4 separate regions of the Mus musculus genome follow, and regions 1, 2 and 3 are each linked to region 4. The links are chromatin loops, found by intact Hi-C in ENCODE. Cell type or tissue: heart. All regions are shown on one strand. Region 1 overlaps Rad51b (RAD51 paralog B). Region 2 has its middle 33 kb from the start of Gm36834. Region 3 overlaps Gm51985 (a long non-coding RNA gene). Region 4 overlaps Gm36660 (a long non-coding RNA gene).

The links. Hi-C counts contacts between places; a loop is a spot of excess contacts. Peaks named below come from ENCODE experiments on the same cell type or tissue, not always from the same donor. Only the 100,000 strongest peaks of a DNase experiment are listed, where the experiment ranks them.
Region 1: it touches region 4 in a loop (5-fold over the local background); 2 of 42 quality-filtered maps call a loop at or near these places.
Region 2: a loop joins it to region 4, with 1.9 times the contacts of the local background. A loop is called at or near these places in 4 of 42 quality-filtered maps.
Region 3: it touches region 4 in a loop (1.9-fold over the local background); 2 of 42 quality-filtered maps call a loop at or near these places.

Annotation. Positions count from the first base shown.
Region 1 is chr12:79,608,960-79,616,959 of GRCm38, forward strand. All of the region lies in intron 7 of Rad51b (RAD51 paralog B), which reads left to right. Among named protein-coding and RNA genes, the nearest start is that of Gm36048, 190 kb to the right of the region's middle. In heart, a CTCF peak has its summit at 3,908; DNase peaks (open chromatin) are centred at 3,562 and 3,912; H3K27ac peaks cover 4,978 bases.
Region 2 is chr12:79,982,504-79,990,503 of GRCm38, forward strand. No RefSeq gene overlaps it. Among named protein-coding and RNA genes, the nearest start is that of Gm36834, 33 kb to the right of the region's middle. In heart, no CTCF peak of the experiment used is centred here; DNase peaks (open chromatin) are centred at 2,698, 4,408 and 6,498; H3K27ac peaks cover 6,148 bases.
Region 3 is chr12:79,914,650-79,922,649 of GRCm38, forward strand. The region is part of intron 1 of Gm51985 (a long non-coding RNA gene); the gene reads left to right. 9430078K24Rik (RIKEN cDNA 9430078K24 gene) reads right to left here. Exons shown (of 4, transcript NR_131074.1): 3 at 4,307-4,382; 4 at 2,370-3,274. Among named protein-coding and RNA genes, the nearest start is that of Gm51985, 8.2 kb to the left of the region's middle. In heart, a CTCF peak has its summit at 4,540 (motif pointing left); no DNase peak of the experiment used is centred here; H3K27ac peaks cover 3,494 bases.
Region 4 is chr12:80,059,963-80,067,962 of GRCm38, forward strand. The region is part of intron 3 of Gm36660 (a long non-coding RNA gene); the gene reads right to left. Among named protein-coding and RNA genes, the nearest start is that of Gm36660, 22 kb to the right of the region's middle. RefSeq lists an enhancer at 3-5,148. In heart, a CTCF peak has its summit at 3,273; DNase peaks (open chromatin) are centred at 589, 1,099, 2,009, 2,859 and 1 weaker place; H3K27ac peaks cover 5,541 bases.

The DNA.
Region 1 (8,000 bases), 450 kb before region 4:
CCACGAGCTAGTCCAGTGCCTACTTCTCTCTCTACTTTACAATAAGATACCCAACCTCAGAAAACAGAAATGGTCTCAACCAGAATCATCAATGAAGTCTGATTTAGATAACAATGAGAATTCATCAAATACGTAGAAAATATGTTTCCTAGAGAATCTAGCCTTTTTCCTGTATTTGGGAGTGGTGAAGAATATACCCAAGAACTTGGAACAGATACAGAATGGGTGAACAACCAGAAGATCTGCCGGGCAAGACTTCCTTTCTCCCTGCTGAACTTTTTCCTGTTATTATCTCTGAGATGAACAAATTTGCAAACAGAAGCTGCCTTGGTATTGTCTTTTCTTGACAGACCGCTGTGTTCAGTGATTCCTACAGCCCAGAGTGTATGCTGGACAGTTGGAAGCTTTTTGAAGCCGTTGTATTGTTAGGGAATAATTAGGGTGAATGAAGCAGGGAGTAGGGGTTAACAGCAATTCTTTGTTGTAAGCAATTGCTAGTCTTGGCATCAATATTAGTAACAAGGCCAATCTACTGGAAGGATTCTAAACAAAAGATGGAAAGGTTGCGGTTGGTTTGTCTAATCCAGCCAGTAAATCCACCCATGCATGGCCATTGTACCCTGTGAGGTCTCTGGAAATGCCTTTGGTCACACTGCATTCCAAGCCACTGGGTGGGTGATCTCTGCACAGTCTTGTACATGGGTTTCCTAGAATGCTTCCCATATGGAAAGGGGATGCACAGGTGTTGCCTTGGCAATTAATCAGCATACTGCACAAAGAAAGTAGTCTCCGGACATTGGGATAGATGAATGGGTATCTTATGAAAGGCTCATGATCTTTTCTGTGGCTGAAGGAGTCAGAGAACGCCCTCATGCAAAGGGCTGGATGTGTCTATTGAGACTAAGGCAAAAAAGCACCTAGGTAAACCGATGACCTGTGTTCTCGTCCCTTCTGCCCGCTCCAGGCCAGCTGGGCCCAGTCTTCCATTCATCATCTAGTCCAGCGAACTAAGGTAGCTAGAAACTTAGTACTTCCCAGACAGTCGTGGCAGTCTGGGCTAGAGATAGAGCAGTTGCTTAGCATATGTTTAGCCCACAGCACTGAACACAAAACCAAACAAGCCAGATAGTAGCTCTTAACACTGAATGTCTGTTTCTCTTCACCCATGTGGGAACCTGGAGCTGATGTAAACACTGAAGCCAATCAATCTGCAGCTCTGGTTGATCAGAACTGTAATCAATACACAGCAATAGTGCCTTGCATAGGGGCCCTGGAGTCCTGCACAGAGCCTGCCAATTTCATTTCTACCAAGTGCATGGTATTATGAACCCTACTCCCAAATCAACTTTCCACCAAAGGTCCCCACAAATCTTGCTTTCTACTGTCATCCAAAAGGATGGAGATGCTAAGGAGTATAGAAGTGGAGGGAGAGATGTCTCCAGGAACACTTATGATCTTAGATACATATATCTAAAAGGCAAATTCTTGCCTCAGGTGTTGAATAGGAGTCTAATTTCACAGTCTGACTTGGGCAAAGGATGACTGTTCCAGACTGGTATTGAACTCCGAGCACTGAGGCCAAGGTGATTTTTCACCTGTATACTCTTCCCAGAATATACCTGACGTCCTGTCTGTGTGTCAGGAAGAGTCCTGTGTGACAGGGATGGGGGAGGGAGGAGCTGTGTGAGAAGAGAAGTGGCTGGGCAGCAGTGGGCTTGTTTTCAGTTTCTCAGCTGCTCTGGAAAACAGCCAAAATGAATGAGATACAACAAGCCTTCGGTGTTATTGTAAGCCACAGAGAGGCAAGGCCCCTCATTTTAAAAAGCTCTGTAGAGTTTAAAGTTTCATGTGTATTTGGTCTGGGGCAAGTATAGCCCTGAACTTCCTCCAGGAAAAGGTTCTATTGCAGGAGCGCCCAAAGGGCCCCGCCTCCCTGGGCAGATAGTGACTTGATGGAGCTAAAGCAGTGTAGCATCCCAGTGAGCCTTTCTGCTGTTTGGCTAGTGGAGGAAGATTGACACAAACCTTGGCTAGCCCTGTCTTCGTGGCCTCTAGAAAAGACTAGAGAAAAATCTGTTTGTCTTAGAAAGTGGATGGTCTAGCAGAGGGGAGAAAGGAGAGGGCTAGATCCTCTGGGACCAGTGTGCTTGTGTAGTGTACACAACACGACACCCAGGGATACCAGGCAAAGCTAACTCCTGGCATTCTCCCAAAGGATGGACAAGCTGAGATGTTCAAAGCAGGTCACCCTCCATAGAGGAAAAGCTCACGAGCCTGAGGTGGCTGTGAGTCGCGTCCTGCCCTGGCAGTCATGGTCATGTTCCAGGCTTGATGGCGCTTCAGTGTGACTCTTGTCTGCAGTTCACGTCAGTGGGCTCTCATTACTGTCTTCCTAAGTCCTGTTGACATTTGTAGGCAGAGAAGAAATCTGGATAAGGAAAATTCTTTTCTTGACATTGTTTAAAAGCATTACTAAAAAAAGAACAGACAGTATTTTCAGAGCTATGTGGAAGCAATGACGTTCGTGGTCAGTGTGGAAGCTCAGGTGGGTAGCTTGGTGAGCTGTTTCAGGCCACAGCCATTTGTGAGCAGCCTGGGATGTTCTGATATGGATACGAACACATTCATACTTCAGTGGCCACCTTTTTCTTCCCAAGACTGTCTTTTCTAGCATACAGCTTTTAGGATTTTTCTGGAAAAATTGCATTGTATTGGTTTGTGATGAGCTTAAGTTTCCAAAGAAATCCTACTGGATCCTCAAGACTGTTTCGTGTAAGGGGAAGAGTGGGTATCAGAAGCAAGCCATCTTTTTATCTTAGAAGTGGCAGGAGGTGGCTGTTCAGTCTACAGCTGACTTATCTGTGTATTTACAAACTGCAACTGAGGACAGCGAAGTGGCTTTGCTTGAAGTTACACAGAAAGTTAGTTCAGGAACAGCAAAGAAAAGCCCTGCCTCCTCATGCCTGGCTTGTCATCACAATGTGAGCTCTGTCCAGAAGAAGGGAATTCAGTCCTGTTGCTTTAAGAAATTTTGTGGGCCAGGCAGTGGTGGTACACCTTTAATCCCAGCAGATTAAAGGCAGAGGCAGGCAGATTTCTGTGAGTTTGAGGCCAGCCTGGCCTACAGAGAAAGTTCTAGGACAGCCAGAGCTACACAGAGAAACCCTGTCTTGAAAAAAAAATATTGTGAATATGTAAGACATTGAAGTGGCTTGTCAAGGTGGGCTCGTTATCCTGGATGAAGCATAATTTTAAAGAAATGTATTTGGAACACTCTAATTTTAACCTATGTTCTAATTCTAGCCCACAGAATTTTTGCTCAAAGTGCCCCCGCATACATTTTGTTCGAGCAGACCCTCAAGGCAGTTTTGTGGAAGTAGGAAAGACACATCTAAGTACAGCTGTTTTCCAGAAACAGAACTGAAGCTGGAAGCTGTGTGTGACCCAACCACACTGCTAGGAAGCTGCTGAGCGGGGCTCACGCCCAGGCGTGCAGGCCAAGCCCACGGCTTATCTCATTGCCCCACCATGCGTGTTGCTAAAATGATGTTTTAAAAAGCAGTCCCTTTTCCTCATCTTCTCCTGCAACGGCTACACTTTTCCTGCCCTGCCCGAGACAGTGCTGCCGTAGCCACACCATTTACCATATGTGGAGGGAATGGGCCTTCTCCTCCGCGCCTTCACTTCAGACCCAGTACTCTTTGCTTCCCCTTCAGATGTGAGGGGCTGCTGGGGTTATTGGCAGTGTCTCACTAGGCTGCCAGCGTTGAATAACCTTCATTTAAAACAAAAACAAACAAGGGAACAAGGGATAGGGAATTTAGCAAAGTTCTTGGCTCCCTTTTCTGGCTCTTCTTGAAACCCAGCATGCATTGTCAAGACGTGCTGCTTGTTTTCACACTGAACGCTAGGTGGCAGGGTGGCCACACCACTGGCTGTGGTCCCAGGGACAGGAATGAGGAGGCCTAGACCATCTGTGGCTTGGGGAGATTAGGCTAACCAACCTGGCTGATCTCTGCTTGACAGGGAACTGCCCGCAGTGAGTCTGAAACATATGCTTCCAAGATACTGCCTTTAAGTTTCCTTCTCCCTTTATTCCCTCAGCCCACTTGCAGTTTAATTTTTCTGCCCCATTGCATTCTGGTAGTAGAGGGCAGACACTGCCTGCCAGCAGCTGCCTCGAAGGGCAGATTGTGATGGGAGCACACAGTGGTGCTGGCACTCTTGCCTTGGCATGTCATTTGGGTCATGGGTGTCTGAAGGTAAGACCTTCCCTTGAGTTCATTAGATATTTCTCAGAGGGACAGCAGACTGAGCCTGAAGATCATAGTAAGCCATTACCCTACGATCACTCACTGTCCCCACTAACTCAGATACGCTGAAGATCACAAAAACAAGCAAACAAACCAAACAACAACAGAAGGCAGATTTTTGTTTTGCTGGCATGGCGCCATCTTGATTCTGCTGTGTAGCTAGACTGGCAGAGCTGCCGTAGGTGGGTGAGACATGGCTTCCAGTTTTTGTTCTTGTTTTCTTACCTAATAGTGTACTGGGGTCTGCTACCCTGGATGCCTCGCAGGCCACAGGCCGCAGGCCACAGTAAGCTAAATAAAGCACCAGTACAAGTTGTGTCCTTTCATGTTGTAGAGAGCATGAACTCCGGTTACAGAAATACTTCTCTGGATCTTTGGATTTTTTTTTTTTTTCTAAGAAAGAAGAAACACCATTAAAACAAAACATTGTGTACCAACTGAGGATAGCACCCTGACAGTACCCACCTTGAGACTTCAGTTAAAAAAAAAAAAAACAAGTCTGAATGTAGAAAATTGATCAAACAGAAAGATTTCGTTTTAATTACAAAGCATTCTTTCCTCACAGCTGAAACCACAATCAGATTTCATTAAACAGTGAGTAGTGAGTTCCTGATGTGGATTGTAAGTGACTCCATCGATGAGAATTAAAAAAAAAAAAAAATAGACTGTGTAAGTCGCAACTTTTCAGGAACTCACTTGTTGCGTAATACCAAGAACCAAGTGTCTTTGTACAAGAACCAAAATCACTTTGTACATATTCTTACATCACGACCTACCATTTCCCAACTGGGGAACCCAAAGCATTTTTTGGTTTTCAGCTAAGAGTCCTGATAAAATCCTAATTTTGCACATACAGCGTTGGTGACACTGAAGGGCCTCGTGAATGTGACCAAGGTGACTCGTCTACAGGATAGTTCTGTAGATGAAGGCCCAAGTGTTCTGCTGATTCAGTTGCCTAATGGACTTTCATTAAATTCAGCAATATGACTTTTGAGAATACCTCAAACAACGTACATAAAGCAGGCCAAGGATATTAATTGCAGGCTTTGAAGCTGGAAGAGGGTGGTGAGACCTTCTCCTTCCCTAAGAAAGAAATGTCATAAAAATTCCAAAGCAGAGATCAAATTTCCAGGGGGAGGGGCTTCTTTATTGTTTCCTCTAATAGCTGCTCTTGAGCCTTCTAGAGTGCTGTGTAGATTAGCCCTGGGCAGGGACTAAACAACAGCTTGGCTTTGCCCCACTCTAGTATTTTGCACCCATTTTGAATGATTAATTTATGATATTTTTGCTCTTGTCGGTCCTTTCTTTTATTCCACCTCCCTTCCCTCCCCCTGGAAGGTCTTTATCTTCACACTTTTCCAATTAATTGGTTTCCTTTGCCCTTGGAACCACAGTAAATGTGTAGTGGGTCTTTACGGGGGGGGGGGGGGCTTCATTCTGTGGATCATGCTTTAAAGTCTTGGGACTGGAGGGATGGTGAAAATGAGTCACAGCTTGTTTCTATATTTGCTTCTGTGTCAAGGGGTGTAGTTTTCTTACTACAATGTCTGCTCCATAGCTTACATTTTCAGGGAAACAAACCAGAATTCAGTCAGTTCCTTTAATGAAATGTTTTCAAATACTACAGAGTTCTTGGCCTCTGTAATTCCACACTGAACAGCACAGTGATGGCGGCCTTAGTATTTTTCTCCACAGGAAGAAAAAACACACTCAAAATAGGCTCCCTACCTCCCACCCCATGAGTCCTCCAGGAACAGGCCTTCTGAGTGTTGCCCAGGCCTGTTCACAGCCTTAGGACACCAGCACTAATTCACTGAAGGCCCCATAGTTACTTCTGAGTGACAGCTCAGGACAGGGACTTCAGGGATTGGGATCTAACAGTTAAAAGGAAGAAAGAAAGGAAGGAAGGAAGGAAGAAAGGAAGGAAGGAAGGAAGAAAGAAAGAAAGAAAGAAAGAAAGAAAGAAAGAAAGAAAGAAAGAAAGAAAGAAAGAAAGAGGGAGGGGAGGGAGGGGAGAGGAGAGGAGAGGAGAGGGGAGGGGAGGGGAGGGGAGGGGAGGGGAGGGGAGGGGAGAGGAGAGGAGAGGAGAGGGAGAGGGAGAGGGAGAGGAGAGGGAGAGGGAGAGGGAGAGGGAGAGGGAGAGGGAGAGGGAGAGGGAGAGGGAGAGGAGAGGAAAGAGAAGAGAAGAGAAGAGAAGAGAAGAGAAGAGAAGAGAAGAGAAGAGAAGAGAAGAGAAGAGAAGAGAAAGAGAAAGAGGGAACAAAATAGAGAGTAGAGCTGGGGGTCTGGAGGCGTTTGCAGGGGGAAGTAATGTGGGAGAAACACAATGGCTGCCCCAGCACAGGACTGCATCCTGGGATCCCAGCACTTCACTGGAGTAGGCATGAGCTGTTAGAGGTCAGCTTGCCTTGATTTTTTTTTTTTAGCATAAAAAAGCCAATGACTACTCTTGAGTGTCAGTTTATTGAGCTCTCTAGCACAGACTCATAACTTCTATTAATTAGGGGAAAAAGCCTTCCAGAGGAAAGGGAAATGCCGGGCAAATACAGTTGACTTTGACCAGTTGTCAAGTCCCTGCTGTTAGGAGTCATGGACAAGTCCTTGATTCTTATTTGACAGAGCCAGGGTTGGGGGCGGGAGGAGCAGTTCGGCTTCTGTACACTTTTGGAGAAGGAACTTTTTTCCTCCAAACCACATTTTGTTCTGGACTTACCATCCCTGTAAGGTCTCGCTTACTATGGTGCTCCCTTCAGTCCAAGCACCTTCAGGAGCCTTCTTAAAATTCCTTCTTAAAAGCATAAGGTAAAAGTGTCAAACTTGTTTTCCTAGACGGGAGTGGAGCTGGAGAAGGGACCAGGCCCAGTCCTTTTGCTATTTTAGATGCTGGTAAATAACTTGAAACCTGTTAAAGCTTTTAAAGGAATGTGGAGGAGTTGTCCCTTTGACTCTTGTGTTTCAGAAAGCAAATAAAGGGAACAATTTTCAGAAAAGAGTCAGCCCTTCATGGGCTGCATTCTTTTCAGTACCTTGCAAATGTCACATTTGTCCCTAGAGGCTCACAAATTGATTCACTTGTCTCCATGTCTTAACAGGTTCAACATCCTTATCCACTGCCCCAACTGATTTTTTTTTCAGTTTAGTTTTGTGTGTGTGTGTGTGTGTGTGTGTGTGTGTGTGTGTGTGTGTGTGTGTGTTATCCTTGTCCAAACCAGCCATTTAAAAAGTAAGAAGTACCGCTTTTGCGAGAGAATAGTGTTGCTTAGGTCTGGCATGCTAACAGATATATGTAAAAAGTCTCCATTTTGCAATATCTGTTGGCATTAGGTACAGCTCCTACCCAGCCATTTTATTAGTCATGCAAATGAAGATAAACCTTCATAGCCAGCAAAGTACAAAAGGAACTACCTGGGTTTATTGAGATTTTAAAGGAATGCCTGTTATAGCGTACCCATTCATTTTTATGAAGCTCTTGTTTCTAAAGGATTGCTGTAGTTTCTACAAAAGGGAAGAGGCTCAAATTCCTTTCTAATACCACAGCTCCAGGAGTGTACCTGCAGCAGGCAGCAGAAACCCAAAACAGTAAGACAGTGATATTCTAAAATTGCATTTTGGCTCTGTAGATTTTGAGAGTAGCTTGGTTCTGATTTTCTTGGAAGTAATGTATAGTGAAACTCAAGTGTAGGTCTT
Region 2 (8,000 bases), 77 kb before region 4:
AGAAAAAGAAAGAAAGAAAAGAAAAGAAAAAAAACAAAACAAATAGCAAAAGAAAAGATCCAAGTTGGCCATGGTAGTGCATGCCTTTAATCCCAGCACTGGGGAGGTGGAGCCAAGTGAATCTCTGTGAATTTAAGGCCAGTCTTGTCTATATAGTGAGATGCAGGAGAGATGGCTCAGCAGTTAAGAGCACCGACTGCTCTTCCAAAGTTCATGAGTTCATGAGTTTCAAAGTTCATGAGTCCCAGCAACCACATGGCTCACAACCATCTGTAATGGGATCTGATGCCCTCTTCTGGTGTGTCTGAAGACAGCTACAGTGTACTCACATATAATAAATAAATAAATCTTTTTAAAAAAAAAAACAACAAAACAAGATGAAATTCATTTTCTTTTATTATATCATTTAGTCTCTCTGTGCATGGTTATAGCAGCGATACAATGAGGCTCCAATGTGATTCACTTATATATCTAATAAAGTACTTCACCTGTGGCTTCATCCTACCTTAGGCATACTCTAGATTCTGAGAAATAACTGCACATTACTTCTTTCTGTTTGGTTTTAAGAGATCTGGTGTGTCTTTGCTTCCTAGACTAATCCCAAACATTCTTAACTCAGGTAATCCTCCTGCCTCAGCTTTCCGAGCTTGCATGATCATTTCTATCAACCCTGGAAAATCAACAATAAGTGTCTGAATTTGAATACACACAATTCAAAATGCCCTCTGAGGTCAGAAGAACACTTTAAATCAGTGAGGTTAAGCTAGGAAAAAAAAGTGTGTGGGGGGGGGGGCGTGGGTGGAGGCTGCAAAGAGCATTCAGAGGGAGAATACGCAGGGTGCCCGACGAGTTGCTCAGCTTTGTTTGACCTTGAGTAAGTTGTGTAGTCTCTCTGGGACTCAGGTTCCTCATTGCTAAAATGACAGGGTTGGCCTAGTTGACAGCCAAGCCCCTTCCTGCGCTGACATTTGCTGACAGTGATGCCCCTCTGGGGAATATCAGATTAGGGAAGAAGCAGATCTGTGTGTCAGTCAGCAGGCAGCCCTATCATTAGAAGACTAAGCAGAACACGGCCCTAGGACTGATGGCCAGGGATACAGGGCACCAAAGTCAGTCCTGGTGGTATCCAGGGCAACCTTAGCACCAGGCATCAGAGTGAAACACGAAGGTGCTGGACTTGTAGATCAGAGATCAACAGCACAAAAATTAAAGCCTCGGTAAGAGGGGTCCTTGGAGGAAAATGTTAAAAACAAAATAAATGAATAACTCCTTAGGCTAGAAAAGGACGTGTTTGGATGGCTCTAGCTTTGAGTTCCAAGGGTTACAGAAACTACTTTATAGAGAACATGGCAGTCTTGTTGCAGTAGAACAGAGGTCCACTCAAGCCAACTGAGTCTTTCAGGGCTGGGAACATGAGTTTAAGTGCGACTCAAAGGGAAAGACAAACTGCAGGGACTCAGCTCTGGTTCCCACAAGTGTCCCTCCCTGAACCTCTGTTCTCAGTGCCTCACTGCCAGCTGCCACTTCACTGTAAAGTCAGCTCTGAGACGAACCGCACTCCATCCTCTGCCTATCTTCCTAGTCGCTGTGTCTGTGGCCCCCTGGCCCATGCTTTCCAATTAACTCTAGATTCCCCTGAGCAGACTCTTTTACCCTCGCTTAGTTTTCAGTGTCAAGCCACATCAATCACTGATAATTGCCAGCTAGCCAAAGAAAGGGTCACCCTCAGGTGTCCTGACCCAATCATATGTGAGGAAGGGAGGAGAGGCATGTGCCCGAGGTCATGACTATGTAATTTCTTAGAACAAGTTGGGTCAGTATGTGAGTAGACCAGCCAATGACGGACACCTTCAGCAAAGAGGCCAGTGTCTTAACAGGACAATATATGAGAACAAAGTAAGCCTGAACTTTTATACAGAAACCGGTTGGAAGAGCCCCTCTCAGGACAACCTCTGAAATCCTGTGAGATTCCTGCCTCTTTGAGGCAGGCTAATGGAGTTGCCTCAGGCTGGGGCTGGGCAGCAGGGCTTCTGAGAGTCATTTCTTTGTTTCTTAGCCTTGGAGCGCAGAGAGCAGTGTGGTTCTCAACCTGTGGGTCTCGACCCCTTTGGGGGTTGAATACCAGATATCCTATATATCAGATATTTATATTATGATTCATAATGGTAGCAAAATTATAGTTATGAAGTATCAACGAAAATAACTTTATGACCAGGGGTCAGAACAACATGAGGAATTGTATTAAAGGGTTGCAGCATTAGGAAGGCTTAGAAATTCTGGTATTGAGTATAGTGATTCCTCTGACTAGTCAGATTTCTCCATTCAAAATGTCTGGTCTTGGCTGATGGGAGGTTGGCTGGTTGGGGACTATATAAAGCACTGATTCTGATCATAACTTACTAGAGGGGACACACACACACACACCTACCTCCCAGCCCCTCTGTGTTGGCTTAGCCTATGAATATCCAGTTTCTATCTTTTCTTATAAGCCAATTTGCAACTCAGTACCTTTACCACTGACATGATTAAGTTTAGGAGGAAAAAAAAAACAAATAAAACCTCAATGACTTCAAACTCACAGTTTTGATGAATATAGACGTAAAGTCGGAAGAAAGCTTCCTCTATCCAGAACATAGCTCCCCACATACCTCACTATCTAAAATAAGACCAGAGCTTGGAGATGAGCCAAGAGGTGTCTAAGCAGCCAGATGAATCCACCTAAACCCATACTGGACTGTTTAGAGAATCATACAACCAAAGCAACTGTGTCCCTGGAGGGCTGAGTGGTCTGTGGCCCTTTAAGACTGACTGGTTGAGTCCTGTGGAATGGGGAACTTTGGATCCCTTACTCATGTTGTATTGGTACCCTTTTGGTCACATAGAAATTTAATAAGTTTGCATAGATGGTTTCTCAGTCCAGAACAGACTAAAGGAAGAAAATTAGCTAAGAAAAAGACGGGTTGTGAGGTTGCTGCAGGGAATATACCATTTTCCTGCTGGTTTACAAAAGAAGAGATAAGACACTTGTTTTTAAAAAGACTAAAGATAAGCCATACACTGCTCTTCTGGAAGATCTAGGTTCAATTCACCACACCCACATTGGGTAGGTCACAACTGCCTCTAACTCCAGCTTCAAGGGAATCCGAATTCTCGCTTCCTCTCTTACCCACAGTCTCATGTACATACTCTCATCTAGATGCACACATATACACATAATTTTAAAGTAAGTAAATATTTTTAATGTAAAAAAGACCTATGAACCCCCAAAAGAACATAAATACACACATCTGAAGGCTCGGTGTGACTGGAATAACATTCTACTAACTAATACTTATAAATTCGACCATAAGCAGAGTTTTAAAATATTAAATTAAAATAAAAACATCCTAGCTAGATATGATGGTACATATCTGTAGTCCTATCTAATCAGGAAGTTGAGGCAGGAAGATCGATTGCTAGAGCTTATGAGTCCTCTATCAGCCTGGGCAACAACAGAGAGAGAGCCTTTCCAAAAAGAAAAATCCCAACCTATTCTACACTAAAATCTATTACCTATATGACAGTTTTAAAGAAAAGCTTTGACCAAAAATGATTGCATTTCATAAGCGTGCAATTTACGAGAACAAACTTCAAGCTAACTGGGATGTCCTGCCGTCTAAAGTGACATGTGCTGGCCTAGATGACTGAGGCTTCACCATTGCTTCAGGCAGACCCCCAAGGATACTAAAGGACAGCTAGGCACCAAGTCAGCCAGGAAAATGCTGTGACTTTGACTTATATGCTATTTGGAATCAACCAACAGGGGCTTAAGAAGGTTTTACTGTATTTGGTTTGCAGACTTTGCTTGGCACCGTCTCTTTAAAAGGCTGCCTGCCTTTGAACTAATCCTCTATTTATAATCCAGCTGGAGGAAGGCCTCTGCGATGTATACACATTCTTAGAATTTACAGAGTGCTGCTCTAGTCAGACCCCCATCCAAAGCCCTGCCTGATTCTCTCTCCTAGGAGAGCACCCCACACCATCCCGGAAGCATCTGGGTGCTGTGGGAGACAAGCTGCCTGGCATACCTAGGAATGCACCCCACATTCTTGGTGGGGAGCACAGGGCATGTTTGAGGCTGGGGCATGAGCTGGATTAAGCTCAGTAAACACCATCCCTCACTCCTGACAGGCCGTGCTGTTCAACAACCCCCTCCTGGAGGCCAGGGGCCAAGGTCTCATGTACAGCTTGCCCACTCCAGCCGCTCCTTTTTTTTTTATAACTCATTCCCTCCCCAAAAACGACAACGCCAACTTCACATTTTCCTTTTTCCCCCCTCACACAAATTATTGCAAGTCATGGCAGTCTAAATATAGCCCCCAGTCTGTTTTCCAGATGCTGGCTCGCCAGCCAGCCTCGACATTTTCCTGATGAGGTTCCAGCTGCTTCTTTGCTCTGGCCTGCCTTTCTCCTCTGTCTCACCTTTTTCCCCCCTCCCTGATATTCCTCCCCTCTGCCTCCCGGAGTCATTAGTCTTTCCTGACTCTCCAGTTCAAAGGAAAGTTCTAGAATCACAATCCAAAGCCTGACAGCCCCATCCCCAGCTCTCTAATGGTACAAGCGGCAGGATAGGGATATAATCTAGGGAAGAGTCAAGAGAGGCATGGGGTCCCTCAAAGACCCCTGCCAATCAGCTTCCCTGATGCGTGCTCAAACCCACATGTACTTGCTTGGTCCATAACCCATGGACTTCCTTGCCTATTTCTGCCTCTTGGGTCCTTGATGCCAAAAAGTGGCTGATGGCTGTCTCCATTTGACAGTCTCCTTCCAGGATGACAGTGGTTGGAGCACACTGGAAACCCACTTCCTTTGGGTTAGGTAATATCAATTCCTTTTGCCTTTCTTCATCAGAAGAGATGTCCAGAGTTTAACCATTTTCATGATTCTCTCTGTACAGCCTCCAAGTTGGCCACATCCCATGTAGGATGCGGACTCGGGCCTTGACTCCCTCTGAGTTAATAAGGGTTTGGTTCCTGATGCATGGGAGCAATTTCCCTGAAGCTCTATCAAAGGCCCCTACTTTTAAAAAGATGTGATGTGTGACCACACCCAACCTGAGCTACACTCTAATGATACATTGGTCTTTTTGTACCCTAAAAGCAAAGTTTTCTATACACATGTATATTGTATTCCATCTTTTTCAGTGTGCTTGTGCGTGACAGTGAACTGAAGACCTTCTTTTGAAGGTCTCAAAGAGAACCGGTCCTATAGCAAGAGAATATATGACTATTACATCAGTTCTATCACTCCCTTGTATATAAATAGCTATTGGACATCCTTTTAGGCCAAACATTGGACATTCCATTGGCTTATTCCAGGGCTCAGCATAATTAACACCTGGGGACACACACCCTCAGGATAGACTGCTCCATGAATTGTGTAAGTTCAGCAGCATCCTTGCCCTCTAGTCACTAGTGCTAGTAATTCACACACAAGTTGTGATGAGCAAAAATGTCTACAATTATGGTCTCCCGAAGGCAAAGTCACCACAGGTTCTGAGCTTCTAACCTAGTGTGATAAATAGCAGAGGTAGGCTGTCACGGGCGCCCTACAGTCCAAGGCACTTGATGCATGTTCTGAAAGATGACTACATTTCCCACATAGCGACAGTGTTAGAGGGAGAATATCCCAAGTGGAAGACACAGCATGAACAAAGGTACTACGGTGTCCCAGAATGGATCAGCCGCTTGACATGAGCTATCTGATAAAAGACGATGAACTAGGGTGGGCCATGTTTGACCAGGATGTGTCTGTGAGGATGTGACCCTGAGGGTAAGAAACGCTCTTAAGTTGAGGAATGTGAAAAACATGTGTAATTTTGATCCGCAGACATGGAGGTGGGAAATATGTGGAGATAATTCAGAAAGAGGCCATTTATACTTGAATTGAGGTAGTAGGAGACAATATTTGAGGGATTGTTTGGAGACAGACATTACAGAACTCAGGCTCAGTGGGTGTGAGGGACGAGAGAGAAAAAAGCTGGAAAAGACCTCAGTGCCTCAGGATTGATAGACTCTTGGTGGTTAGCCGTCTCAACAAAGATCTTGTTCTATAGCCTGGCTGTACCCGCCTTATCTAGGGAGAACAGACTCTGAGACAGTTTCTACTGGGAAGTACTTATGTTCATCTTGCCTCCTGCTTGCTTTACAGTCAGACTAATGGAGGGCACCAGAACCCGCCTATGAGAGCCTTAGTTAGAGAATCCAGCTACTAGGCCAGCTTCTAGCAGGCGGTTTGCTCTGGGCCTCAGTTTACATATTTGTGATAAAGAGAGCTCCGGCTCCCAGCCTAAGTGGGTGTGCTACAGTGGGTCTGGCTGTTTCGGTGGGTGGTTCAGACCCCCGTGGGGACTTGGCATGCAGTGCCTCCAGTTGGCAAGGCTCATGAGTGGTTGTAATCAGGCCTGATGGAAAGGCCCCCTGACTCCACCACGGCCTTGAGCAGCTGCCAACTCCACAACCAGGCCTGCTTCAGAACTTGCCTGCAAGGGTTTTTTCCAGGATGTCTGCTTCCTGCAAATAGGGTTTCCAAAACCTTCTCAGGCCCCAGCAAAGCCCCCTTGGCTGTGCATCCAACTGTCTTTCATGGTCTGCAAGCTCAGTGGGAAGTCAGGAGACAAAGCTACTCCACTTGGCTGCAGGCAAGCCCTTAGCCTTCAACTCTCTCCCAGCCTTCCCAGCTAAGTTAAAGTGGAAGAGGGAGAGGCTAGGGAAGAGGCTACACGGATAGAGGCTGGCCAGGTGGGCCAGTCATTTGTGGGTAGAGGACATCAGGAGGCAAATGTGGGTGCATGCGTGTGTGTGTGTGCATGCCTGTGTCTTTGTGTGTGTCTGTGTGTCTCTGTGTGTCTGTGTCTCTCTATGTGTGTCCGTGTGTGTCTCTGCGTCTCTATGTGCATGTGTCTGTGTGTCTATGTGTGTCTTTCTGTGTCTGTGAGTGTGTGTGTGTGTGTGTGTGTGTGTGTGTGTGTGCATGCCTCTGTCTGTGTGTGTGTCTGTGTGTATCTGTGTGTCTGTGTGTCTCTGTGTGTCTGTCTATCTGTGTGTCTGTGTGTGTCTCTGCGTCTCTATGTGCGTGTCTCTGTGTGTCTTTCTGTGTCTGTGAGTGTGTGTGTGTGTGATGTTGATTGTGATCTTGCTCTCCATACATGAACAGAGGCTGCATTGTTAGCAGCCTATCTCTTGGTTTCTCATTCACCCCCGGCCACTGCAGCCCGAGCAGGTTCACAGCTGCTCAGGGATACACTTTCCAACACATTTAGGACTTGGACCGAGCCCAGGTTTGAGGAACACATGGTGATGGGGGAGGAAAGGGGGCTCAAATAGACGAGGAAGGGGGAAGAAAGCGCCTTCTTTCTTTCTTCTAGGCCAATCTCCATTTTCATCATCTGATAGCAGGGACAGCAGGAGAGAGCGCTGCATGAACTGCAAACCTGTGCAGGTCGGAGAAAAGGGCAGGCCAGGGGGAGGGGGAGATGGGCAGATCTCATCCATCCTGGCAAGAGGTCCCCTCTCTCTTGCAGTTTCTCTGTTTACAGTCTCCTCCTAGCCTCAGCCCACCAGGGGCACTCTAGCCCACACCAGAAGTCACTCATGGAGTGGACTTTCAACAGCCAGGTCCAAAGATGCAGAAAGGAACCTGAGTCCCATCCTGGTTTGGTTCTCTTTGCTCCAGATGAAAGACAAACATAATCTCCCCAAGCTTCTGCTTGCTTGTGCTCTCTCTCTCTCTCTCTTTCTCTCCCTCCCTCTCTCTCTCTCTCTCCTCTCTCTCTCTCTTTCCTTCCTTCCTTCTTTCCTTTTTTCCTGAGGGAAGTCATTTCCCACTACAAGCAGGGGCCAAGTGGCACCATCATCTCTTACCCACATCTAACCCCAATCATTTATTAACCAACTAATGAATTTGTCCAAAGGCCACACATAGCCCAGGTGCTAGAGATTAGCAAGAATAGAGTATGCTGC
Region 3 (8,000 bases), 150 kb before region 4:
ACAGTCCAGGCTGGCCTTGAACCGATATATAGCTGAAGTTAACCTTGCAATTCTGATCTTTCTGCCTCTGCCCCCCTCCCTTCCCCCAAGCATTGGATTACAGGCCTGAGCCATCATTCTTACCACGATGACTTCAATCTTGATGCCCCTTATGGCATTGACGGCTCAGCTTCCAGTCGCCTCTGATGTAGCAACAACAGCAGGAACAACATAGCACTGTGATGGGCCAGGTTCTGTGCACACAATCACTCAGCCTATGTGGAGCTCTGTGGACTCACTTTAACGGTGAGGACACAGAAGCAAAGAGATTTGCATACTCCAGGTCATATATGGAGTATGAACTCAAACCCAGTGCCAACCTGGATTATGTCCTGTTCTGTTCTGTACTATTTAAATCTGTTCTTACCATCCAGGGTGACTGAGCATACCCCAGCACACCTCTTCTTGTTCCAAAGCTGTCCCCTCCCCAACAAGAATCATCTTACACACCGGAAGCCAGAGGCTACAGTGATCTTAAGCCCTGTGAGCCAGTCCTGCTCCTCCTCTGCCTTCACCTCCCGACACCCCTCTCCCTGCCTCTACTCAGGCACATGGTGGAACTCTTTACTGTTGTAAAGCAGGCTCCCAATTCAGTGTCCTTGTTCACTATTTTCCATCTGCCTGGATTGCCCTAGGCTCCTCACCTACCATACCCTTGGGGATGTGTTCACTGTCACTCAAAACACCCACCTTTGCTAATGTCCCTACCTAAATACTCTCTGCATTACTGTGATAGATAAGCATGATTGCTAGCTTAATGGGATTCAGAATCACCTACAAAACAAACCTCTAGGCCTGTCTGTGGGAGCATTTCCATAGAGATTGAACTGAGGTGGGAAAGACCACTGCCAGTTTAGCCATAGCCATTCCATAGACTGGGGTGTTCCATTGCATATGAAGGAGGAGGTTAGTAGAGGACCAATTTCACCTCTCTGCTTTTCCACCTGAATACAACATAGCCAGCTGTCTCATGCTGCTGCCAACATGCCTTCTCTGATGTGATGGCTTGAATAAGGTTCATATGGTTGAATGCTTAGTCATCAGAGAGTGACACTACTTGGGAAGGATTAGGAGGTGTGGTCATATTGGAGTAAGTGTGGCCTAGTTGGAGGAAGTGTGTCATTGGGGGTAGGCTTTGAGGTTTTAAAAGTCTAAGCCAGGCCCAGTGACTTTCTCTTCCTGCTGCCTATGGATCGGGATGTAGAACTCTCAGCTCCTTCTCCAGCACTGTCTGCCTGCATGCTGCCATGCACATTCCCCATCATAATATTAGTGGACTAACGCTCTGAAACTTTAAGTAAGTTGGTAACAATGCTGCTGGCTACACAGCCCTCTCAGTCCTCAAACCTTCTCCAGCCTCTACATGTCACTGTTCCTGCTTTCTGACCATACAGGGCACCCAGGGCTTCACTCCAGCCACTGAAAGACATTCGGAGCTCCATGGTGATCCTACTGGTCCTGCTCAGGAGCCAGGAGACAGAACTAATGGCAACAGTAGCAGGCCTGGGCATGAGTCCCTCGGTCATCACTACAACAAAGGGTAGACTGTTTCTGTGTGTGTGGTGGCAGCATTGCAGCACCTGCTCCAGGCCCAAGAGCAGCGGTTCTCAGCCTTCCTAATGCCGTGGCCTTTAATACAGTTCCTCATGTTGTGGCAACCCCAACCATAACATCATTTTTCTTTCTACTTTATAACTAATCTGGCTACTGTTATGAATCCTAGTGTAAATATCTGATATGCAACCCCCCCAAAAAAAGGATTATGACCCACAGGCTAAAAACCATGGTGGACCAAGACCTCCTGGGCCAGGGAAGCCCAGTGATTTAGCCAGGGTTTGTCTCAGGTGTGTGTTGGGGGGAGGTGGGGAGGGAGGGGAAAATGCTGGGAAAATGGGCCGAAGGTAAAGAGATACAGGGAGAAAGTGAAGATTGCTTAACCCAATCTACTCTGACATTCAAAAAACAAACTAACAAACAAACAAAGGAGGGGACACAATGTCTTTGGTTTTCTGGCCACGTTAATAAGTTCACTGATAACCTCAGCTTCCAAGAAAATTCTCTGGAATGACTATTTCTCTAAAAAAGGAGGCCAAGGATAGCAGTAGGTTAGCTGATACACTGTACCTCTCTCTGTTATGTGCCCAGCACTGAGCCAAGCTCTTTAGCGGCATCTTCCTATTTGGAGCTGCCCAAAGAACTGAGGCAGCAGTACTGGAGGACAGGTTTGTTTTGTTTTTTGTTTTTAACAAAAAAAACCCAAAACCTCCCAATTTAATAGAAAGATAAAACAAATGAGGTCTCTGCAAGAAACGGAATTCTTTTCCAAGTGTCAGTAGAGGAATAGTTTATAGATCATTGGGAGGTGTCAGGAATGCTGAGGCCCCACCCCCAACTCCCCCTGGGAACTGGTAATAGCAGGGAGATGCTGTCATCCTGGAGCCCAGAGGAGCCAAGGGAAGAAATAATGTGGCTGGTCTATATTGAGAGCTGAGACCCTACAGGATGTCACCTGGGAGAGCCACAGAATGGAGGGGCATAGCTCCTGTCAGGGACAAAACATGGCAGCAAAGGCAGCAATGGGGAAGAGATGCTCTCTCAACTTCTGATGTCCTGCCCTTGTCTCACACTGGCCAAGCCCAAAAGGAACCCAGGGAACAACAGAAGCTGGTGGCCAGGTTCCTAGCTGTCATCTCCAGGGAACACAGAAGCAGCCCAGCCAAGCAGGGGGAACGATCTGAAAGAGAAAGAAGGGCACCTGTCCTTGCCTACCACCCACATGCCCACATTTCAGCCAACCACAAGACTGAGGATGGAAAGTCAAGGCCAACATGAGAAGGCTGAGGACATGTGAGATAGAAGCCCTCATTCATAGGCAAGTCTCCTAGCATCCTCTTCTCCACGGCCCTTGGCGATGATGAGAACAATCTCTGCTCTCCCCGGCTGCTGCACTTGGGCAGTGGGCATGACTGGGCCCGAGAGAGAGAGGTCAGTGTTTCGCGGGAAGGATTCAGGCTTTGGTGCTTCAGGGTTTTGAGGGCAAGAGACTTCATAGCAATTAGAGCAGCCGCAGTCTTCCTCTCGATACTGCTGTGCTGACGATGAGGACTGGCTTAGCCCTTAATCTGGGCAGGGGCAAGACTGAGTTCAGCAAAGGGTCAGAAGTGAGCCCGGCTGGGTGTGCCTCTTCTCGTCCCAGAGCCTGTGTTCCCAGCTAAGCTTTCTGCTGCTGGGGCATCTGCAAGAGAAAACATTTCAACATCGAGAGAAACAGTTAATTGTCTTGTATTTAAAAAAAAAAAAAAACAACTGAGTAAAGAAGGAAGAAACAGAGAGATTCTTTTTGTGGTTTGCTGAGATTCCCTGGAAAGCAAGCTTAGAAGGCCAGGGTCTTGTCAGAGCCTGAGAGACCAATGCTCACTCCAGAACTTGTGTAAACAGAAATGCTTAGCAAGCTGACAAGAGTTATGGGAGGGAAGCAGGATTTTCATTTTGGTTCCAAGTATTTTCTAGCCTTGACCTTTAGCATAGAAGCAGAGCCTAGCTGATCTCTGTATTTACAATAACCCTCGAGGAGACACAATGGATGAGGAAAGAGAGGGGGGATACAGATCGGTCGCCATGTACCTGTGGCCTCCTCCACAGGGTAACAGCAACAAAGCTCCTAACCCCTCCTTGTCCTGTGATTTTTCTCTTTGATACCTATCATTTTGAAGATGAAGGCCCAGCCTTGAAAAGGTATAGTGACAACTTTGACCATTTTGGTTTCTTTAAAAGACACAGAAATATTATAAAAATGTGCGCTTTTGTTTTAATCCCAGGTGTTGGGATGTGGGGCTGCTTCGCACTGTTCGAAGCCACTCACTACGATTCGCCTCGTGCTCTCGCAGAGGTGTGGTTTTGCCAGCTGCAGATAGTTTCCGGGATTGTGTGACGCTTGGAATTCTGGGAGCTTCTCAGAGGGTCTATAAATGCTAGGACACCGAGAAACACAGGGAGGGTCATTTAGGGAGGTTGGTTGTGGTTCGTTAGTAGCCATGGTCAAAGAAGAAACAAAAGGAAAGTTAATTAGATTCAGGGACTTTCCTAACTCCTTTCTCCCCTCCAGTCTTCTTTCTCTCCTATCTAGGGATCAGGGTAAAATCTCCCCTCCAGTCTTCTTTCTCTCCTATCTAGGGATCAGGGTAAAAGCAGAGGAATAAAGACTGGAACAAAGGAGGGCCCACACTGCAGCAAAGGCCAGCTACAAAGGTGGCGAACAAAGACAAACCTTCTCTTTCCCCTGCAGTCTAGCGATGAAATGTGAAGTGAGTGTGATTTTCATTCCCCATTCTCCTGATTTTTACCTTAAAAGAAAAAAAAAAAAAAGAGGTCTAAAGAGATCACATAGCACTCAAGTCTGCGTGTTGCTTCTCTCAAAACACCTGACTTCTGTACCCAGCACTCATCTAGGGTGGCTCACAACTGCCTTTAAATCCAGCTCAAGAGAGTCCTGTGCCCCCTTCTGGTCTCCACGGCCATCTGCATGCTTATGTGTATGGTCCCTGACAGACACACATGCATAGGTAAATAAAAATGAAATCTTTTAAATTTTTAAACAAAGTAACATTGTGGTTAGTCATCGCCACGCTACCCTTGATCTTGGGCACAAACCACGGGACCTGCCTTCTGCACCACCCTCTCAGGCAGGCACAGTGAGTGAGCTGCCTTTGTGACTGGTGGCTTGGGGAGCTGAGGCCATGTCTTTCTGATTAGCTTCCTTAGCCTTCTACTGCACGGATCCTTTCTGCCCTCTCATGTCTCATATGCCTGTGCCCTTCTCTACAATAGTCCCCCACCTAAGCGGGTTCAGAGTCTTAGGATCCACTTCTCCAGACACCGCTTGATCACTTCCTCCCCTCTGGGTCCTAACTGCTCACCAACAAAGGATCATTTCCATTGCCACTTATGTCTTTCACTTATATCCTTCCTCAACCTTGCTTTTACCAATCAGATAGCCTCCTATATTGGCTGCTTCCCAATGTGGAACCTTAGATGCCTAAGGCAAGTTTTTATTCAGAACACTTGACCCCAAATGCAGGTGTCCCTTCACCCCAACCAACTTTCAAACTCTCTGGAGTACACCAACTAGAAGTCTTCTTCTTTTTGTTTAAAATTGATTCATTCATTCTCTCACAACTGGGTCTCACTAGGCAGCTTTGGCTGTCCTGGAACTCACTATGTAGACCAGACCGGCTGTGAACTCACAGAGACCTGCCTTCCTCCATCTCTCAAGTTCCAAGATTGAAAGCAAGCTCCACTATGCCTGGCTCCACCTGGAAATGGAGTGTCAAATCCTGACGCACACTGCTCAGAATTCCCAACAGATGCCACAGGTTTAAGGGCTCCAGACCACAGATTCTTCCCACCTCAGATGAGAATCTCGAGATGCCAGCAGCCCCCTAGCACTTCATTGTGTTACTCTATAGTCTCCCCGACCTTTATCACTCGGGGTTTATGGAGACATCATAGAAATAAGCACAATTGTTTAAATTACTTCCTATCAGTTAACTCAATTTTCAGTCCCTCCCTTGACCCTGGAGGGGAAGGGTTGAGCATAAATTCCCACCTTTTAACCACACTGTATTATTTTTCTTCTCATGGTAGCTAAACTGCCTCACCAGAACAAAAGAAGAAAGACTTATTTCTGCTCCTGGCTTCAGAGGGATTTCAGTCAGTCGTGACAATGAAGGAGTGGCAGCTCTGTCAGTGGGATTGCAGGATCAGAGATCAGCAGCTTCTTCTTATGGTACAGACCAGAAAGTAGACAGGGCACACAGAGAACCAAAAGCTTAAACTAACCTTCAAAGGCCTGACCCAGTGACCCACTTCTGCCATCCAGGTCCCATCCTCCAGCAGCCTCACAGCTTTCAAAATGGTGCCTTGCTTTCAAAACATGAGCCTGTTGGGGGCACTTCAACTCAAACCACAGGTCATCCTCTTGGACTTTCTGGCTATCAGCATCCATCATGACGCTCCCTACATCCCTACAGCCTGTCTATTATCATTAGTTTTAGAAGCTCTGTACCAGTAATCCTGGAAAACCTCAATTATGAACTTCTTACTGTGAAAGAGCACCAATATCTGCCCATCACTCTGATTCTCTCACTCAGGGAAGGAGAGCAGTTGTCAGTGCATCTTGGAGCCTGTTCTTAGATGTTTCTTTCTTAGAAAGTCTGTGCCTGAAAGGAGCCAGCCTGTGCTGGGGCCACCAAACTCACCCTGACCCCTGAGCATGGTCTTCAGTGCTGCTCATCAGTGGTGGGGGGAGGGGGGAGTGCAGCACCCCAGCTTCTGATCACCTCTCTAGCTTCACCCCTGCTGCCCATTAGCTTTATATGGTATCTGCCTTCTCACTTCTAAACTGAACCCATGGCCCTGACTGCTCCCCTAGATCAAATAACTCTCTTGGCCGCACCCTCTCAGATTTAGTAGCCTCCCCCATGGCCCCTTCCATCGTTCTGGAAGAGGAAAATACAGAAGTAGGTCTCAGGGTGGCTGGCTCCTGATGTCAGCGCTCCCGACTCTCCCTGTTGGTGAGGCTACCACCAACTTCCCTGTGACATATGGCTTTACTCGCCTCAGAAATTCAAGAGCCTGAAAACAAGTTATTTGTGAGCCTCCCACAAGTCTCCTGTCTAGCTGATTCTAAACGGCCAGACCCATTCCACCCCCGCTATCCCCCTGCCACCTCAAATAAAGAGGCCCTGTCGGCACAGGTTAAGGAAAGCCTTCTTCACTTCACAGGCAGTGAACTGAGACAGCTCAAGGAGGCCTCTATTCCTGCTGCTCACAACTCAGTGTAGGTCTGGATTAAAGGAGTACCCACTGCCCTGGCTTCTCCTTGACCATACACGGGAACACCAACCCAAGGTGTTTAACTTTGAGAGCAGGACCTATAGATGTCACAAAAATTAAAAAACAATCTCAGATAACAATGTAGTTTTCTAGTATAAATATCTTCCATTGTATATGTTTTAGTATGAGTATACTCGTGTGTGTGTGTGTGTGTGTGTGAGAGAGAGAGAGAGAGAGAGAGAGAGAGAGAGAGACCTATGATACCTAACACATCTGAAATCCAAATGCCACTAGGTATTCTGTTTTTTTATTCAACCTTATTTGTATGGCTTCTTATTTGTATGGTTGTCAAACGTGCCAGGAACTTGCAAGTCAGCCTGCACAGAGCAGGCTACCTCAATCTCCATTCCCCACTGTTTCTTACAATGGCAGCTGCCCCACTGTCAAAGCATTCTGGAAAAGAAAACGGAAGGGAATCAATATACAGAGAAATGCCTCTGGCGAGGGCCCAGCTCTCCTCTCCCTCCTCTCCCTCTCTCCCTCTCTCCCTCCTCTCTCTCTCTCTCTCTCTCTCTCTCTCTCTCTCTCTCTCTCTCTCTCTCTTTCTCTCTCCATCCCCCCCCCCGGTTTTGTTCCTTTGTTTTGTATCGCCTCCCTATCAGTCTCCCGGATATTCTGGAAAGTATTTCATTTACTTAGAAGTCTGAGAAGCCCCACTGCAATGTCCACCCCTTGCCTCTACCTACTCTAGAGTCCACTGCAGTTTGGCTTGTGTGTAGCAGCAGCAGAGGGGGAAGAACAGAACTAAACAGAGCAAGAGGCTTTGGGGCCTGAAAAGAAGTTTCAGGCCTGAGCTCAGAAGACAGAGCACATGGTCGACATCGGTTCAGACCTCAGGCTTTCCCAGGTTCCCTCAATCACTCAGAAAGCTCACCCTGCTCCTCTATAAGGCACGGCCTGTATCCTCATAGAGCAGCAGTCCTCAACCTGTGGGGGTCACAACCTGAGACCATTGGGAAACACAGATCTGTAACAGTAGCAAAATTACAGTTATGAAGTGGCAACAAAAATAATGTTATAGTTGGGGTCACCACAGCATGAGGGACTGCATTAAAGGGTCGCAGCAT
Region 4 (8,000 bases):
AGGATGTTGGTCCATGGGAGGGCCCTCACAATAGGGACTGTGAGGAGTGGGGGAGACGGGCTTGCAAGTCTGCCCTGGGGGTTGGTGTGCAAATATGGACAGCCAGAGGAAGTCTTGGCCTCCAGGTGTGAAAAATGTCCCTCTTGGAGATCAAGAGTTCAGCCAAAGTTTGTTGAGTTGCTCTGTGAATTTTAAAGAGTAAAAAGTGACCTGGGGAACATTTCTGATGAACTTTCCTTAATGTGGTTATCCCGTGGTTAAAATTATAACAGTTTCTGGGAGTGAGCCTAACGAGTCAACACACTGAATTCAGAAAATGTCTCCTGATTGCCAGAGAGTGGGCTCTGTTTTGCCTAACCCCATGCTTTGCTCGAGGTAGGTTCGTAGCAAATGCTAGCTGAATGCCCTGAAACACACAAATGAGTAGTTGGGGGACAATCCATTCTTCTTGGGCCTCTGAACCTAGAATCAGAAAGCAGGAAGCAAACCCCAGAGCAGACAGGGCTTTACCACACACGGGTCTTGTGATCTGCACTCCGTGACCTTCAGCTGCTGTGGCTGCGGATGGGATAATACATCGCCTTAATAAGCAGTTTGGAAGAGCAAGGGCGATTTCGTATCTGAAAGCCCTCTGTGATTGACAATAGGCTGTTGTACAGATCTAAGATAATCAGAAAGGATTCCAAGCCCAGTTCTCCTCCACCTTTAGCTGTGCGATCTTGCTCAAGATAGTTAACCCACCCAGACTTCTCATCTGCACACAAAAGGGACGTGAGGCCTATGCACTTGAAAGAGCCAAGATGACCTTTCTCCTCCTGTTATTTTCTTTCCCCTGGGATGTCATTCTCTGTGTTTTCTAAACAGACTAGTACATTAACTAGGTGATATGTGAGCCCTTGATGTGCCTGTGATTATTATTATTTAATGACACTCATTAAAGCAGGCTGACTTCTGATTGGCCATAGATCTCACTCACACACACACACACACACACACACACACACACACACACAGCAGCTGCGGTGGCCTCTCAGGACTGCTTCCTTATCAGGACCCTGCCACCCAGGTGTTTCCTCATCTTAGAATCCACCCTCTAGGTTTCCTCAAATTGTGTCTTTCAGATGGTACCCACCCTGACCTGGTGAGTGACAGGAAGTACTTCAGAGTGATGGCCCCAGCCACCTCTCAGGAAAAACACAGTGACCTCCCACACCCAACCTCCACTTTCAGGGCCTCTGATAGAAGCAGAAGCTTCCAGAAACAGCCATGAGTCCCATATATTGTCTCTAAGACCTGTCTGTCTAAAATAGGAAGGTTGATTTTTGGCTTTGATTTTTATTTTCTTTTTAAGACAAGTTCTCATATAGCCCAGGCTGGCCCTGAGTCAAGGATAGCCCAACTGTGATGTTCCTACCACCACAATACTGGGATTACAGGCTTGTGCCATTCAAGCCCAGTGTGTGTGGTGGTAGAGAACAAACCCATGGTTTCCTGCATGCTAGGTAAGCACTCCACCTACTGAGCTACATCCCCAGCCCCTGGTGTGTGTGTGTGTGTGTGTGTGTGTGTGTGTGTGTGTGTGTGCGCGCGTGCGCACGCATGTGTACATATTTTTAAAACTCCTAAATAGTGTGCTGACTTACACCACTCATGCATGCTCTTTATTATGCACCCTCAGTCTCCTTTGGAAGATGTCACACTACACTTTCAGAGACATTATAGAAGGTTTGTCTGTCAGTGCCAGGTCAAAGCCCCACAGGTTAGGGTCCCAGAGAGGATCACACCAAGAGTCCCAGTACCTCCCTCTCACTTCTATGGACGTGCTGGGACCTCACATCCCAAAGTCCTGGGACCAAGTCTCCTGGCCTTATCTTTTCTTTTCACTGAGCCTCCATGCTTGTGTCCACCATGTGGACAGCTTTTAAGCCCCTCTCACAAAGCCTGGTGCTTGAGACAAAGTTAGCCAGGTTCTGCTCTTTGTCCACATTTCAACAACTCTTCTGCCTGATATTAAAAATAGCTTTGTCTGGTCGAGTGAGATCAGGCCAGGAGACAGGCGCCTGCTGTTCTAATCTCAGCCTCACAAATAGCTCTTGATGCGCTTGAGTTTCCCTCAGCACCTTCAGGGGCTCCGACTGCAACAGGGGCCTGCTTAGTTACCTCTGAAGGTGAGATTCCTCTATGCTGCTCCTGAGGTCCACAAGAGGCCTGTGCACGTGCACACACACACACACACACACACACACACACACACACACACACACACATTCCTGTTACGGACCTTTTTGGTGCCTCAGAACTAAGCCGCCATTGAGAGCATTCACCACACTCCGGGTATCCTATATTTCCCAGGCCAGAACCTACAAAAGCGTCCCTTGAGAGTTAAACTCAAACATCTATAGTAAACAGGCTGCCCCTCCCTGTCTGCCCCCTCCTCCATTCCCCACCCCTAATTCCACCTCCCTGTCTTTCCCCCAAGCCCATCTTGTACTCTGTGAAAAACCATAGACCCTTTGGTTGCCAAGGGAACCAAGCCTTTCATTCTGTTCCAGTGACTGGCTGGTTGGGGCTGAGGGGTAGGGCAACAACTGGTGCCCAGACCTTTGGAGCACACACACCCCCTCACAATGCCCCCCTTTTTTTCAAAGGAGGAGGGGTGGATTGCACCCCAGTTGCTTTTTCACCCAAGCCCAGCTGGGTGAGACAGAGCCCTTGGGCTCTCAGGAGTTCCTTGGCTGCCACTTCGGGGGGAATCCATGCTCCCCAGGCCCTTCTCTGGCCCTGGCCCTTTCCAGAGGACAATAGCCTCCACGCAAGGGAAAATTCCATCGCCCAGGGTTCAAGTCTCCAAGGAGTTGCTGGGGCCTCTGTTTAGCCTAGAGTGGGCTCTGAGGAGCCGCTGCAGCTGTCTGGCTTGTTTCCCCCTCTTGCTGTGTTTTCTCTTTAACCCCTGAGCTGCCAAGGGGCTGTTTTACCCCAACCCCCAGACAGTGCCTGGGAACTAAGAGAGGAAAGAAATAAGGCTTTGTTCCCTGGGGGAACTAATTGGGAAAGAGCAGCAGTGTGGCCTACAGGGAGAACACTCCCACCTCTGCACATCTTCACTGAAACCAGCAAGCAGGAGCTAGGAGCAAGGGGCTACAGAAAACCAGGGCTGCTCAAGCTGCTGAGAGCCATTTTTCTCAAACTCGGAAGACGTTGGGTGGGTGTGGGGGGTGGAAAGCTGCAAAGGTCTCCATCTTCCCAGCTCAAGGCCCTAAGCCAACACCTGCTTTTCTCCCCCTGCTGTTTCTTCCAAGATCTGCACACACACAAAAAAAACAACAACTCTGGAATAAAAATAGAAACTGGGGAGACCAAGGCATCCTGTTTCAAAATACTAGATTGGTAAGTGAGAAATATCTAGCAACCCCATGTCAATGCTTAACCTCTAAAAACCAGTTTTTTGTTTAGGAATTTTACTTCATTGCACATCAGTAGCAATCAATACAAAGGTTTTCTCACAAACCAAAAGTTCTGCTATGTATCTTAAGATGGGGCGAATTCTATGTACAGATCCTTAAGGTACTGAAACATTATTCTGACCCCTATAGGAGTAGAATACATTTCTAAGCAACCATCAATGCTTCCACGTATGCAGCCAAGCCAGCCAACCATGGCCATTGATCAAGAACATTTGAGAAAAGAACTTACTCTCACACTGAGACAATAGTGCAAAGATTGTCTCCGTGCTGGGAAACACCTCCTCCCCTCTCCGGGAAGGAGAGTTCTGATCCAGATATGAAGACAGCTGGGGTCTAACACAGAACTCAGAGGTTCACCCTGGCCCTAGGAGAATACAGATTGGTGCACACAGCAGGGAAGCCCAGGCCTGTTGGGTTCCTCCTGCTCTCAGCAGCCACATCTCCGGTTCACCCTCTAGTACCCGATCCTGTTGACCCACAGCCCCACCCCCACCCTGTCCTGCAGCAGTCTAGCCTTTCTCTGTTGTGGCAAGGCTGCATTTTTCCCCCAGGAAACTATTGTGCAAAAAAAATGAAGCAACACAAAGCACAGAAGTGTACATGAGCCTTTTAGGGTTCACATCTAAACCAGAGGAATTTCTCAACAAAAGCATTGAGAGGAAGGTGAAATCAACCCGACACTCAGAACACTTGAACTGGGCTGTAGCCCCTAGTCCCAACATTTCATACTCTCTCCATGCGTGCGATCAAGCAGATGGAGCCCTGGCTCCTGACCCTCCATCCACACTCCCGTTAAGAGCTTCAGTGGCCAGAACAGACACTGAAAAAGTCTATGGGGAGTAGATTTTACTCACAGCTCTGAGATAGATCATCTCAGAGGTGGGCATGCTGCTGCATATCATAACTAAAATAAACAAAAAACAAAAAAACAAAACAAAACAAAAAACCTATCCCCACACAAACACACACAAGTGTTGACTCCGCATTGGATCATCTCCATAATTTCTTTTAGCTCTAAAGAAAGAGCTGACTGTTGAGAGACTGGCCAGGGCTAGGGTGGAGCCTAAATGTGCCATGTTCAGAGCAAAGGCTTTGACTAGTGCCAGATCCTTTTCAAGTTGAATAGCATGGAAGAAAGCTAACCGACCCACCAGAATAATAATAGCTAGCACTGATGGGGCCACAGCGCAGGAAGGCTGCTCTCTGGATTTCGTGTGTGTTCATTTATATTTCACTTCATAATAACCCTATGGGGCACTAGCATTCTATCTTATGGAAGAAAGGAAAGAAAGGAAGGAAGGTAGGCTACACATCAGGAAGTGCAAGGACAGCAACTACTGTCACCCAGAGACTGCCCCACCCAATCAGGAATCCTAGACGAAATTGCCTAGGATTTTGGCCCCACTGTCCCAAGAGAAGAAATATGCAGAGGCCCTTGTGGATGCTCAAAGACGACACATGTGATCGATCTGGCATCTGTAGCTGGGAATCAGCAGATGACCCTATTTCCCACTCTGGTTCTGCCCTTCTAGAGATGAGCACTGCCCGCTGCCCCAGCTCCTGGGCTCTGTAGTCCCCACTGCTCAACTCAGATCTCTCGGGTACCTGCTTGTCTTTGTATTCTATAGAGTGTGATGGCTGCTCCAGGAGCTGTCGTGAGAATGGGACCACAGAATCGGAGCAAACCTGATTAACTAACTACTCACCGCACACATGAGACTTAGTCTGCACGTTCCAGTGTTTTGGGAAATATGTGCTGTATTGAAATGTGTCTATTTGGGCCATGAGTAAGTGCAGGGGGAGGGGGAGGAACGACAGACGCCTTTTCTGGCTAATGAAATGAGGTTTCATGGAAGAAGACTCTTAGTCACACTTCCCGTTTCACACTGACCTTTTAAAAAGGAAGCCCACAAGTCAACCTGTGCTAAGGCCTGCTTACAAAATCTACCCACAGGTATAATAAAGATGATCTAAATAAAGCCCACAGCCGGCCCAGCTTCACCTGAATCAGTGGAAATAACAAGATCACTGAGGAGGACTGATGGCTAGAGATAAAGGACATGGTGGTGTTCTATAAACTACAAATAACAGGGACACATGAGAAATGCAGATGGTTGATAAACAGGAATCCGAGCAGAGAGGGCAAATAAAGGCATCAGACAGGCACAGCATTGGTCTCTATGTACTTAGGGCTTCCCCTCTAGTTATAAAAGAGGGGCCCTAAAAATTAGGAGAGACGCTTGGAGTGACCTCAAGAGAGGTCAATGATGGCTAGGTTGTAAATGTAATTGCGCCAATAAGGATTACTGAGCCTACAGAGAGGACCAAATGATAACAAGAGACTTGAAACATTGGTGTGAGACGCTCAGAGTGTCCTGGAGAACACAGCAGGAGCAATAGCATGGAAGCTCTTGAGGAATGGAATGAGAGGCCAGGAGAGCCGGGCCAGCAGGTGGAAGAACCTAGGTTCTGACCATCCAGCCAACTCATTGCCACCTGTGCCCTGCTTCCCTACCTCTGTCTGTAACACCCTCAATTTCCCAATAATTCTTCTGTTGTCCTTCTTGTTGTGGTGGTTGTTGAACCCTCTACATTGTCATTAGAGGGCTGCAGAGGAATGAGCACTATAGATGTCTCTCCTGGAAGTTGACATTTGATCCCATCCATGCTTGTATTAATGGCCGAAGAACAATAGTTTTCCAATTATCAATGACTATGCAATAAACTACCTCAAATCGGGTGCTGTAGCAAACCCATTCATTTTCTCCTATTCACAGATTTCAGAGTCAGAAATTTACAAAGGGCCCTACAAGGGATAGCCCTCTCCCTCAACCATGTCAGCAGGGGAGGGTAAAATACTGGAATCTAGACTTACCAATAGACTTCTTCATGCACTGTCTCAGACCTCCTTGATTCTGACACTTGGTTTCCCCCCACCCCCCAGGACTGAAGAAGTGCTTGTGGCCTGTCCTAGTGCCTCGCGCTTCTTGTAGCATGGCATCTGGGTTCCCCACATGCATTCCAGGAGGGCCAGACAGAAGCTGTGGGGTCTTATATAGCCAAACCCAAAAGTCACAGAACATCACCTTCTGCATGTTTTACTGAGCAAAGCTTTACCATCCTGGAGAAACTTATACGGCACCTCTTAATAAAAGGGAACGTCCAAGATTTTCTAGCAGCCATGGAACACTGGAGCCTACCAGATCTCTTGGAATCCATAGCTTCTGACACAGTTGGGGTGGTGCCCGGCTGACAGGCTATGCAGGGGTATTTTGTTGTTGTTGTTTTTGTTTTGTTTTGTTTTTTAATGGCAATGCCCAGAGGCCTCAGACATTCCTGCAGAGGACATGAGTACGCCTGTGGTGAACCCAGAAGGATCTCTTCTGAAAGGACAGAGATTCCGGGTGGGGAGGTGGGAGGAGAGGGAGGGTCATTACAGACTCCTGAGGAAGACAGAAGTTTAGTTATCAAAACTGGAGCCTGCCTGAGGTCAGAGTGACAGCATGTGACATGATGCTATCAAAGACATGGCTAGGCCTCAATCCTTCCTCCTGAGATTGTGAGAGTTTGTCAAATGTCCTTCAGAATCATGAGTACTGAGATTCTGGCACATTCCTGATCTGTCAAATAGGACAGTGTTTCCCCAGGTTGAGTAAGTCATACTTCCCTATACTAGAGACTGACCCTGAAGCACCTTGGCAAGCAAGCATGGCTGAGGTACTCTATCCCTTCTGACTTTTATCTGGAGAGAGGGTCGAAGTCACCCAGACTGGCCTCCAGCTCATGATCTTTCTGCTTCATCCTGCCACTTTCTTGGGATCGCAGGCAGGTACACTGTACCCAGCTGCAAACACATCTTTGTTTACACACATACACACACATTAGGAATTAGTGTGGATCTCACCCCGATTGGGAATAGGATAGAAACATAGAAAAAGGAGAAATCAAATGAGGGAATCTTAGAATTGTTTCTACCTTCCTTATAGAGATGCCAAAGAGGAGAATGCCCCTGGCCAGGTGGTTTGAGGTGGTCCAAGCCTGCAGCAGCCTGCCTGTCAACACTTCATTTCTGTCGTGCTCCAAGAAAAGTCCCCTTTCTTTCAGAAAGTAAAGTAAAATGTTTGCATTGATCTGGTGACAATCAGAGGCTGAGGCTGTTTTATCTCACAGGCTGGAAATATTTGGGACCTGGAAGTTCAAGGGGGTGTTTCAAAAGGAAAAAAAATTCAGAGAGGGTCTGGGAAGGAATGGGGGAATAAATTGCCATTTAAGATGGGAACGGTCTCCTGGAACACTGTCACATGCCTAGGTGTCAAGCCTTTGGCTCACACAATCCTGGAACGCAAGAGTAATACCTTCTTGGAAGTAGGTTATCCAGTTCAACCATCCATTTCAGAGATGAGGAAAATGCGGGGGGTGGGGGGGAGTCCATTTTCACCCACTAATTATCCATGGAAGACCCTGAATTTCCCAGAATGCTTTGCAGTCGGAGGAGGAGGAGGAGGAGGAGGAGGAGGAGGAGGAGGAGGAGGAGGA